Linked DNA regions of Mus musculus: region 1 is linked to region 2. A link is a loop called in an ENCODE intact Hi-C map of the cell type or tissue named here. Cell type or tissue: left cerebral cortex. All regions are shown on one strand. Links, peaks and the distances in the headings refer to the core of each region. The heading gives the core; the rest is flanking DNA. Region 1 has its middle 110 kb from the start of Gm30998. Region 2 has its middle 50 kb from the start of Gm30998.

Region 1 (5,385 bases), core at 148-5,147, 56 kb before region 2:
TAAAGATTACCTTGGCCCAGTAGCCGTGGCAACAAAATAAGCAGAAAGATACAGAGGTAGCCAGGTCTATGGTAATGGTAGCAAAGCTATTGACTCTCCCTGGTTTAAAAAGGAAAGAGAAGGGCCACAGGAGCCTCACAGAGGAGTCTAGCCATTACTTCCCCTGGTCTTCTCAGGGTCTCAGGTGATCTTGGGAGATGCCAGAGTATGCAGGACATGGAATATTGACTGAAAAGGGGACTCCATGCTGCAGCTTCTGTGGAGATGTGGGATGAGGCATTACCATGAGGCAGGTACTTCAGGGTCACCTCTGCACCTGTCGGTCACCCCTCACTCGTGTTCTGTAAGGAAGCTCATGTTTGCTCCTCTAGGCAGACATCCTTGCTTTGGTCGGCCGTCACCAACCTATCCAGCTCAAGGAGACATTTGCTCACGTCTCCCCAGGAAAGGTTCATGCAACGAGCAATTGATGACTCTAGCCTTGTGCAGTAGGAATCTTGGAGCTATAAAGTCAAGACCACGCATTGCTCAAAATGCCTTCCTATTCCTCCTCCTCCTCCCTGTGGCAAGCAGGGTTTCTTAACTGCATCATCTCAAACACCCCTTAACTCTAATTCTCCAGCAGGTTTCCCAAAGTGCAGATTCAATTATTCAACTTTTCTGCCGCGTAATGAAAATCTATTCCCCTCCAATTTTCCCCAAAACATTTTTAGCACAAGAATTAAACTTTTCAGGAAATAAATATTTATGAATATTACTCCCAACCCCCTGATTCTCTAAAAATTATGAAGAAAAAAAATAAGCCTTGAAAACAAATTTCATTGCAAAAAAAAAAATAAATCCCCAAGCTTAACATCTATGAGCAGGAACCTGGAAAGAGCCTCATCTTTCCTGGTTCCCTTTAATAGAATCCCACAAATAATCAAAAGAACAAACATTAATAAAGGAACAATAATGAGCCAAAATATTTGTTCCTCCACATGCTTGGTTAATAAGTCCCACACAGATGCCAAAACCCATCTTACAGCAGGAGCCTAATAAAATCAGACAGCCTGTGAGAATTTAATATGGCCCCTGCCTCTGCTCCATTTAAGGGCACGAGGGAAGCATCAGAAGAGAAAGTTGGAGTGCGGATGGAGGTGGGTCTTACCCGGATGTAGCTGGCTTGCACCACCATGCCACAGCAAGAGAGTACAGTGGAAGATGGCCTTAGTCTATGTCACCAGGCTCTGGTCTCCATCTATAGCTTGATCTGATAGAGTCAGTGAAGCCTGACCCAGGGGCTAGGGCTGGGCAGATGGTGCCGTTAGTGAAGTGCTTGTTATTCGAGCATGCGGACATGAATTTACATCATCCAGATTAGTCATGTGAACCTGTAACTCCAGGGCTAGGGCCTGATCCTGGGGCCTCACTGCCAGCCACTCCAATTAAAATGGCAGAGCCAGATTCAGTGAAAGATCCTGTTTCAGAAAATAAGGTTGAGAGTGATTGATGAACATACAATGTCAACCTCTGCCCTACACACACACACACACACACACACATACACACACACATATACACACTCACACATACACACTGTCACACATGCACCCACACATACACACTGTCACACTTACACACACAGACATAGACACACACACACTGTCACACATACACACACACACTGTCATACACTCACACACACATACACATATACACACTGTCACACATACACACAGAGAGATAGCAATGCAAGCCTGAGGCTTGCAGGGGCTATAGTAGCCTGACTGTACTATAGTGTTTTTGTTGCTGTAACAAAATACCCAAGGCTAAATACCTTACAAAGAAAAGAGATCTGTTTAGCTCACAGCTTTAAAGGCTGTAAGTCTAGTGTTGGGCAGCTCAGTCTGTTTGTCCTCTGACTGCACCACAATATTGAAAAGAATAAAGAAGAAAACCAGCTATTTGCAGAAGGGCTCTAGTACATGGGGTAGCCTAATTTTATAATGACCCATTCTCAAGAGAACTAACCAGGATCCCAAGGGATCTCCACTAAGCTCCCTAAGGAACTAAGGAAAGTGCATTCCAGGACATTGCTTCCAACAACCCCCATCGGCTGACACTAGACCTTGTTGCCCCACAATTCTGCCACACAAGGCTCCTGAGCCCCAAGAGAGTGAGCAACACTTTAACCGTATACTCTCAAGTCTTAGTCACACATGTAGGTAAAGTTCCAGTTATTAATCTCTGTGCAATGGGAAAAGATCAGTCTGGAATCACTTAAATAGTTGATTTTTATTGATTTCACAAACACCTTGGGAAGGATTGGATTAATGGTATGAAATCTTTGTCTACATGGTTAGACCCATGGTGGGCTGTGTATTTCCTTTACAACTTGATTTTGGGCTTGGCCAGATGTCACATTTCAGGCAATGAGTTGTTAGCAGATGTGATCGTTTTAACTGTCAATTTTCAGAAACCAAGAATCACTTGGAAAGATAGTCTTAATTAAGAAATTATCTAGGTCAGGTTGCCAAGGGATATAGCCATATGGGACTGTCTTGATTGTTAATTGACAGTCCTCTGTGGGTGGCACCATCCTCTAGGCTGGGCCCTGTACTCTGGGTGGCATCATTCTCTAGGCTAGGCCCTATATTCTGGGCCCTATACTGTGTAAGACTGAAGAAAGCTAGCTGAGAGATCAAGTAGGTATCATAGAAGGACTTATTTCTCTCTGCTGTTGACTCTGAAGGTGAGGTATCTAATTGTTTAATTTCTCATCTTGACTCCTTCTGTAATAGTCTGTAACCTGCAACTTTCCATTAAAATAGACCCATCAACCTCTAAGTTGCTTTTTATCAGTTGCTATTTTCATAACAACAGAAATGAAAAAAAAATCAGTGGGTAAGGTGTGAAGTCTCCCATCTGGTTGAGTTTGTGTTCTTGCACTTAGGTAAGTGTTGTGAGAATAATACGCCCCCAGTGTCCTACTAATCCCAGAAAAATCACAAACATGCATAGCAGACCTAAACTGAACCCACCTGCAGACAAACCTGGCTCCCACAAGTCACAGCCAACTAGCAGGCATGTGAACCTCAAAGGAAAAAAAATGCTACTGTACATGTTTGGAATGACTTGTTATACAGCACTAGCTGACTAATGCACGTCCACAATATGACCAAACTGGGTAGATGAGGCAAAGGTGAGCAAACTTAATAAAGGATAATTCCAGAATTAAGGAAGTTAAGGGAAATGCATGAATCAATGAGTGGTCTAAAAATAGATGCTATACGGAAGTTTTCTCCAGCGCTGAGGAGAACCAGAGGCAGTCTGTATATTTTTATCAGTGGATATTTCTGATGCATAGTGCTATAAATTGGAAATGGTCAGAACATCAGAGTAGTCAGGGAGGACAAAAGCATTTAAAGCAAAGAAGAAAAGGCTCAGCCACATCCATCAAAGGTCCTCTGGGTATTTTGGTGTGGTTAACCCATGGGATACTACTGGCAAGTGGTGAAAGAATGGAGCCAGAGTGAGGTCTGCAACACCTATTCTTCATTCAAACGGTAGTGGGCAGGGCTGGAGCGAGGGCTCAGCAGCAGTGAACACGTGCCTGCTCTTGCAGAGCACCTGAGTTTGGTTCCAGTGCTCACAGTGGGCAGCTCGAAGCGAGCCAACTCTGTCTTCTGCCGTCTGCAAGCACCTTCTGTCGTGTGCACAAACCCACACACAGTCATATATGTACACATAACTGAAAATAGAAAATAGGGATGGAGAGATGGTTCAGTGGTTAAAAGCACAGACTGCTCTTCCAGAGGACCTGGGTTCAATTCCCAATGCCCATACATCAGTTACAGCTAGAACCCCCCAGTGAGGGGCTAGGGTGGGGCTCAGTGGTAGAGCCCCTGCCTAGAGTCCCCCAGTGAGGGACTGGGGCATGGCTCAGTGGTGGAGCCCCTGCCTAGAGTCCCCCAGTGAGGGGCTGGGGGCGTGGCTCAGTGGTAGAGCCCCTGCCTAGAGTCCCCCAGTGAGGAGCTGGGGGCGTGGCTCAGTGGTAGAGCCCCTGCCTAGAGTCCCCCAGTGAGGGGCTGGGGGCGTGGCTCAGTGGTAGAGCCCCTGCCTAGAGTCCCCCAGTGAGGAGCTGGGGTATGGCTCAGTGGTAGAGCCCCTGCCTAGAATCCCCCAGTGAGGAGCTGGGGACATGCATTATCAGTAGAACCCTCACCTAGCACATTCTAGGCCTGTTCTATGCCCAGTATCTTTGTTCACTGGTCTCCCACTGCAGACAGATAGGTTGCCGTTGGTAGCTTTGAAGGATTGTAAGTGGCCACAGCTCCTGCCTATGCTCTGCTTCCTCTTTGTAACACAACTTTTTTAAAACAGAAAGAACTCAATATGCCATTTGGATATGGTGAGTGTACTCTTGGAGACAAACGTGAAGGCTCCTCGTTTCTCTTTCTTCCACTTAGCTTAGCTTTAAAGGCATAGTTCTCTTTGCTTCCCACCCTTGGTCTCGGTCTATTCTGAGCCTACACTGAACAGTGGTCAAGAATAGCAACCATCTGAATGGCACAATTAAACGCTTTAGCACACATAATAGTCTATTATGCTTCGGTGGCCTAAGTCATCCCACAGTGGCCACACAGATGTAAACGCAATTGTCATCGCCACCCACATCACACTAGCTCAGAGGTGGGATCACTCGATATATAGCTGAAGGCTTTCAAATAGTTCTGACTTAAAATGATGAAAGCATTTGCATAAGGGCTGGGGAGGTGGGGACAGGCAGGTCCCTGGGCAGTGAGGCCAGCTGAGGCCATGAGGAGCATCATCGAGAGACCCTGTCTCAAAGAACAAGGCAAACAGGAACAGAGAAAAGGACACTGATGTCAGTATCTGGCCTCCAGGCACATGGGCACACACATCTACCAACACACACCCACACAAGCATGTACATATACCATACACACAATAATAATCTTACTCAAGATTTTCTCCCTGAAATTCTAGCCACTGACATGCAGTTTGCACATATGACATGTACAGTCTGCACATATGACATGTACAGTCTGCACATATGACATGCACAGTTTACACATATGACATGCACAGTTTGCACATATGACATGCACAGTTTACATATATGACATGCACAGTTTGCACATATGACATGCACAGTTTGCACATATGACATGCACAGTTTGCACATATGAGGCTATGGGATTTGAGGTAATGGGCTAGGAAATATTGGTTTCATTTAAAACCATTGTCCATCAAAAAAATGTTGCTGCAACTGTTCTAGAACAATATTTGCTTATTAAAAACTGTGGTGTGTGTGTGCATGTGTATGTGTGTGTGTGTGTGCATGTGTGTGTGTGTGTGTGTGTGTGTGTGTGTGTGTAC
Region 2 (5,385 bases), core at 151-5,150:
TCTCTTCACAGCAATAGTAACCCTAATTAAGACATGCCCCATGCCATGTGTACTAACTCCTTATGTCTTTGTGGGCGCTCACACAAGCGCGGGCGTGTGTGTGTGTGTGTGTGTGTGTGTGTGTGTGTGTGTTGTGGCTTTGGTCATGGCAGGTCCTACATGACTTTACCCTTGGAAAGGAAAAGAGAGTATGAAAGTAGGTCAAGTCCATCCTGTAATACAGCTCTGAGCAAGGCATTTCTTGAATGAGCGCCGTATGCAGAGACAGGCAGGGCCTGACAAGTAGGCTGGAGTACCAAGAAGGAAAGAGAGATGCCCAACCTTCACAGCCTGTTCCCATCACCCACTGGGCATCTGCAGAGCGGAGTAAAGGGTTAAAGCTGTCAATAAAAGCCGGCCTCGGGTCTCTGAAACGTAACCTAGGAAACTGTTACCATAACCCACACAGTTGAGACCCACACAGAAGAGAAACAGTGCCTCTAACAAAACAGGTAGCTCAGGCATGTGCCACCCCAACTGTGTGACCTCCAAAGTTAGAGATCTTCCCTGCCACTAAGAGCTGGTGAAGTCAGAGTGCCTCTTTGGGTGTTTCCTAGGCAACATCCAAATGTTTGAGGCACCCTAGTACCTTCATGTGAAGGCATTACAAAAGAAATGAAATTTCCCTTTGTGTTGTCACAAAGAATAGCACACTGGGTACCTGTGCTTCACCCCAGGGTGCAAGCTGTGGAATTTCTGATGAGACATCCTATTAAGAACTTCTTCAAGACATATCTCCATCTTTCTCTCTCCCTGAAGGGAAAAATAAATTCAGTGTATCCATACAGTGTATCTACAGCTGCATCCAAAGTACCTGGAGGAACGACTCAAATTATTCATTTTGGCTCATGGTTTCTGGGGCTTGGTACATGGTCACTATAAGACTGTTAGAACCCAGCTGCTGCCCAGACCTCAGAACCTGCAGCCACTCTCTCCTCTCACAGATGCCACAGCACATCAACTGTCTGTCCATGGTTTTAGCAGCTCTTCTAACCAACTCTCTGTCCCTAACAATCCACCTCAGTGACCCCCCCCCCCGAGACCTGTATCAGAGACTTTTCAGTTGTGTGGCTCTGGGTACTGGGCAGAATGTCATGATGGCTGGGGTGTGTGGTGGGCATGGTTCTTAACTTGACAACAGACAAGAAGAGAGAAAAAGAAGTGTCCCAGAACAAGATGCCTCCCAGGACACACCTCAAGCCACCTCCTCACCAGGAACTACTACTTCCAGCTAGACTCAACTTCCAAACATTTCTGGAAACTCCCAAAATAGTGTCCCCATCAGGAACCAGTCATGCTGCCAGTGTAGGTAGGGGTGGAGTGTTTAAAACTGTCTAGGGTGGCAACTGTGTTCTTTGAGAAAATGGATACCAATGAGACATCTGTTGGCTTAGCTCTTCTCTTCCAGTTGGTGTGAGTATAACTTGTTATATCTTGGCCAGGACGCGGAAACAACATCAGATGGAGTGATGAATATGGTTCAGTAGATAAAGTGGTCACGGCACAAGCATGAGGACCTAAGATCAAGGCCTTGGTGCCCATGGAAAAATCCAGGCACAACATCGCATGCTTCTAATCCAGGTACCACAGCACATGCTTCTAATCCCAACACAGGGCAGGGAAGATGGGTAGACTCCAGGGACCAAGCTAGCCAGGCTCACCTAATCATCTAACTCCAGGACCAGTGAGAAACCCTTGTCAGAGGCCACACACATAGGTAGCCTCGGCAACCCCGTCTTGTATGGAGTCTCCACCTCGTATTAGGCTGAATTCTAAGAAACAACCAAATTCCCAGAAACGGCTCCTAGCCCCAGGTTTCCCACATGAACTTAGCCTAGGCTTAGTTGGTCAGCACCCAGTCAGGACTGAAACCTAGCAGCTGCTAAAGTGGCTCTGACTGACTGATCTCTATCCAGACTCGGTTGTCAGAAAAGCCATCTGAGGTATTTGACAAGTATTAACACACTCTAAATGCCCGGTGTGAAAGACAGATGGAAATGTTCAGCCCTTACCTCTTACCCCTCCTGTTTGTTTGTTTTTGTTTGGGGGTTTTTGTTTGCTTGCTTGTTTGCTTGCTTGCTTGCTTGCTTGCTTTAAAAGGTTACTCTGTCCTGCCCTGCTGACAGAGTTTGAATCCTGAACCCAGCCATCTCCCTGATATACAAGACTTTGAATAAAGAAACTTTTGTTGTCTCAGACTTGGTTTTCATGGTGATTTATTCCCACCTTCTCAGGCTCTAATACCCCATCTCAAAAAAGGAGTGATTGGGGCTGGAGAGATGGCTGTTCTTCCAGAGGTCCTGAGTTCAATTCCCAGCAACCACATGGTGGCTCACAACCATCTGTAATGAGATCCGATGCCCTCTTCTGGTGTGTCTGAAAACAGCGATAGTGTGCTCATATACATAAAATAAATCTTTTTTTTTTTTTAAAAAAAAGGAGTGATTGAGGAAGACACCTCTGTCCTCCACATGTGCATACATGATCAAACACATACATACATGCGCACACACATACACACATATACACTACACATACCATACACAAATGCACACACACATACACACATGCACACATGCATACACACACACACACACACACACACACATGGGGGTTCTCAAATGTGCATATAACTAAGAATAAAACAAATCCTGAGTTCAAATGGGCCTCTTCAGCCCTACATTAGCAGCCTTTCTTGTCGCTATGACAAAAGTAACACAAGGACAGAGGGTTTATTTTAGCTCATGGTTGACAGGCTAGAGTCTATCTTGGTGGGCAAAGCACCCACCATGGTCACGAGGCATCTGGTCACACAGTGTCCACATCCAGGAGAGAGGGAAATGGGGAGTGCTGGTGCTCAGCCTGCTTTCTCCTCCCCTCTGAGGTTTTCCTTTGTATTCGACCTGGGATTCGATGCAGCGCAGCCCACACGCCTCAGCTAACTCTATCCAGAAATGTCCTCACAGACTTGTCCAAAGGTGTGATCAGTGAATCACAGGACACTTCAAAGACACCCCCGGCAGCTGAGGACCAAGTGTTCAAACCCAGGAGGTCATAGGAGGCACTAGGAGCCTGTGGGAGGATGCTTCAGACTCGAGTCACAAACAACAGAAAGACCTTGAGAGCCATCAGTGTGGTCACCAGCAGCTGCTGAGGGGTGACTCAGCCCTCGGTAGCTGGCATCGCTTCCATTCACAGTGTGTTCCGAAGAGCTGGGTGGATGGATACTCAGCCAGCACCAAAATAGAATTCTTCAGAGACAAGACAGCTGAAAGGGCCTGGGAAATCTCCGGCAATTCATACCGCTGCAAAAAAGTAAACTCCCGCCTTGCTTCCTGAATTTCAGAGTGATTTCTCCCTGACTTCCTCCTGTGGGCTTTTGTGAGTCAGCTTCACTGAATATCCCTGGTGGAGGGGCAGTTTTAGGGTAACAGGCGTGAGGGCGCAGGGGCTCCACACTTCCGTGGGATCAGCAGCAGTAAGGGCAGGTATACAGAGGTAACAAATGAGCAGTAGCCCAAACTAAACGTGGCCCCACCCCTCCTCACAAACATGCCAAAATCACTTTTAGACTCTACATCTTTGATGCTTTATATCCATTTGTCTGTCTAGAGACAGAGTCTTGCTATATTGTCCAGGCAAGCCTCGAGTTCATAATCCTCCTGCCTCTGCCTCCTGAGGGCTGGAATTACAGGTGTGAACCACCCTGCCCAGCTATGTGTGTGGCACACATGTGAGTGTGTAAGTATACACACGCACGGAGGTCAGAGCAGAATGCTGGCTGCCTTCTTCAGCTACAAGGCAAGCTCAAGGCCAGCCTGGCCTACATAAGATTTTGTCTCAAAACAAACGAAGTAACAAACCCTGGATTGGTCCAAAGGCCTCAGCCACTAGATTACTCAATTTTTTAGAAACAGGATTTGATACATCACTCAGGTTAACCTGAGCTCAGAGTCCAGCCCAGGCAGGCTGACTTCAGCCTTATGACCCTCCTCCCTCAGCCTCCTGAGTGAGCACCTGGATTACACACATACACCACCAGCACACTAATTTATTTCTCTAATCAAATACAATGTTTGCTCAAATGTCATCCATCAATGTTATCACTTTTACTCGCTCTCTCTCTCTCTTTGTGTGTGTGTATCTGTCTGTCTGTCTCTCTCTCTCTCTGTTTGTGTGTGTGTGTTTCTATCTGTCTGTCTGTCTCCATGTCATTTGTTTGTCTGACTGCCAGATGAGCCTATTCTCCTTCTGTCACACTTACTTATTTTGTGTCATGAGTTTTCTCTTTCTAGAACCCCTCATGTCCTGAGGCTTGGCGACAAGTGCCTTTTCCCACTGAACCATTACACAATTCCCAAGCCTACTATTCTCTTTTGCCTGAAGTTCTACGGGTTGTGGCAGAGGTAACAGAAGCCGAGGCAGATACCGAGGAAGTTTTAGATTTTGACTGTCAACTTAATTGGATCTGGAATCAGCTAAGACACACACCCTGGATGGGTCTTTGAGGATGTTAGCAGGAAAGATTGACTTGGGGGTGGGGTAAATGGGTGGCACCGCCCAGGGTCTGCAGGGAAGACAGCTGCTCACTTGCCTGTCTCATCTTCTGGCTCGTGAGTGCATCTATCCTGTTGCCACCATGGCTGTGCCGCCACCCTACACCCAACATCGGAACCGGGCATCTTCCACTTTCTAACATGGACTGAAGCCCAGCAGCTCACCAGGAATCATCCAGGCCGGCAGCAGCAGACTCACAGAGTGAGTGTTTTTGTTCTCCATTTCTTCAGCATACAGCCAGCCAGGGATGGGCTACCCAGCCTCTGTTGTGTAAGCCAACTAGCAAATCCCTCTTTTAATGTAAAATCACTCTGCCGGGTCTATTCCTCTAGAGAACCCTAAACACTTCTTCAACTCAGTGTTCACCCATTCACAAGTCCTTCCCAGCATCTAAAGAGACCAGGCTCCTGCCATCTTTTTTCATGGCTAAATGCAATACTGACCTTAGCTCTCACTCATCACCAGTTGAGCAGTGCAATCTTGAGTCTCCTCTCAGTTCTACAGCCCATGCAGAGGGTCACATGACCTCGGCAGACACGAAAGTGTCTGGGTCAAGACAGACGGTCATGAAGGATAAGCAACGCTTGAAGAAGACATGGCAGAGACCACAAGAGAGACATAATCCCAGTCAGACTTCACACCTGCCAGCTGAACAATAGCCAGTACTTAGCAGCCCACTGAGTACCCTCTGCCAGGGCCAGGATCTCTTCCTTTGGCCTGGCTGGGGTGGGGGGTTGTGTGAGAACCCAGCCTGCCACCTTTGCCACCCAGTTGACCAGACTGCGTGGT

The links. Peaks named below come from ENCODE experiments on the same cell type or tissue, not always from the same donor. Only the 100,000 strongest peaks of a DNase experiment are listed, where the experiment ranks them.
Region 1: it touches region 2 in a loop (9-fold over the local background); 4 of 42 quality-filtered maps call a loop at or near these places.

The regions. Positions count from the first base shown.
Region 1 is chr5:142,255,279-142,260,663 of GRCm38, forward strand. No RefSeq gene overlaps it. Among named protein-coding and RNA genes, the nearest start is that of Gm30998, 110 kb to the right of the region's middle. In left cerebral cortex, for the core only: no CTCF peak of the experiment used is centred there; DNase peaks (open chromatin) are centred at 2,938, 3,648 and 4,550.
Region 2 is chr5:142,310,920-142,316,304 of GRCm38, forward strand. No RefSeq gene overlaps it. Among named protein-coding and RNA genes, the nearest start is that of Gm30998, 50 kb to the right of the region's middle. In left cerebral cortex, for the core only: no CTCF peak of the experiment used is centred there; DNase peaks (open chromatin) are centred at 1,388 and 3,249; H3K27ac peaks cover 409 bases.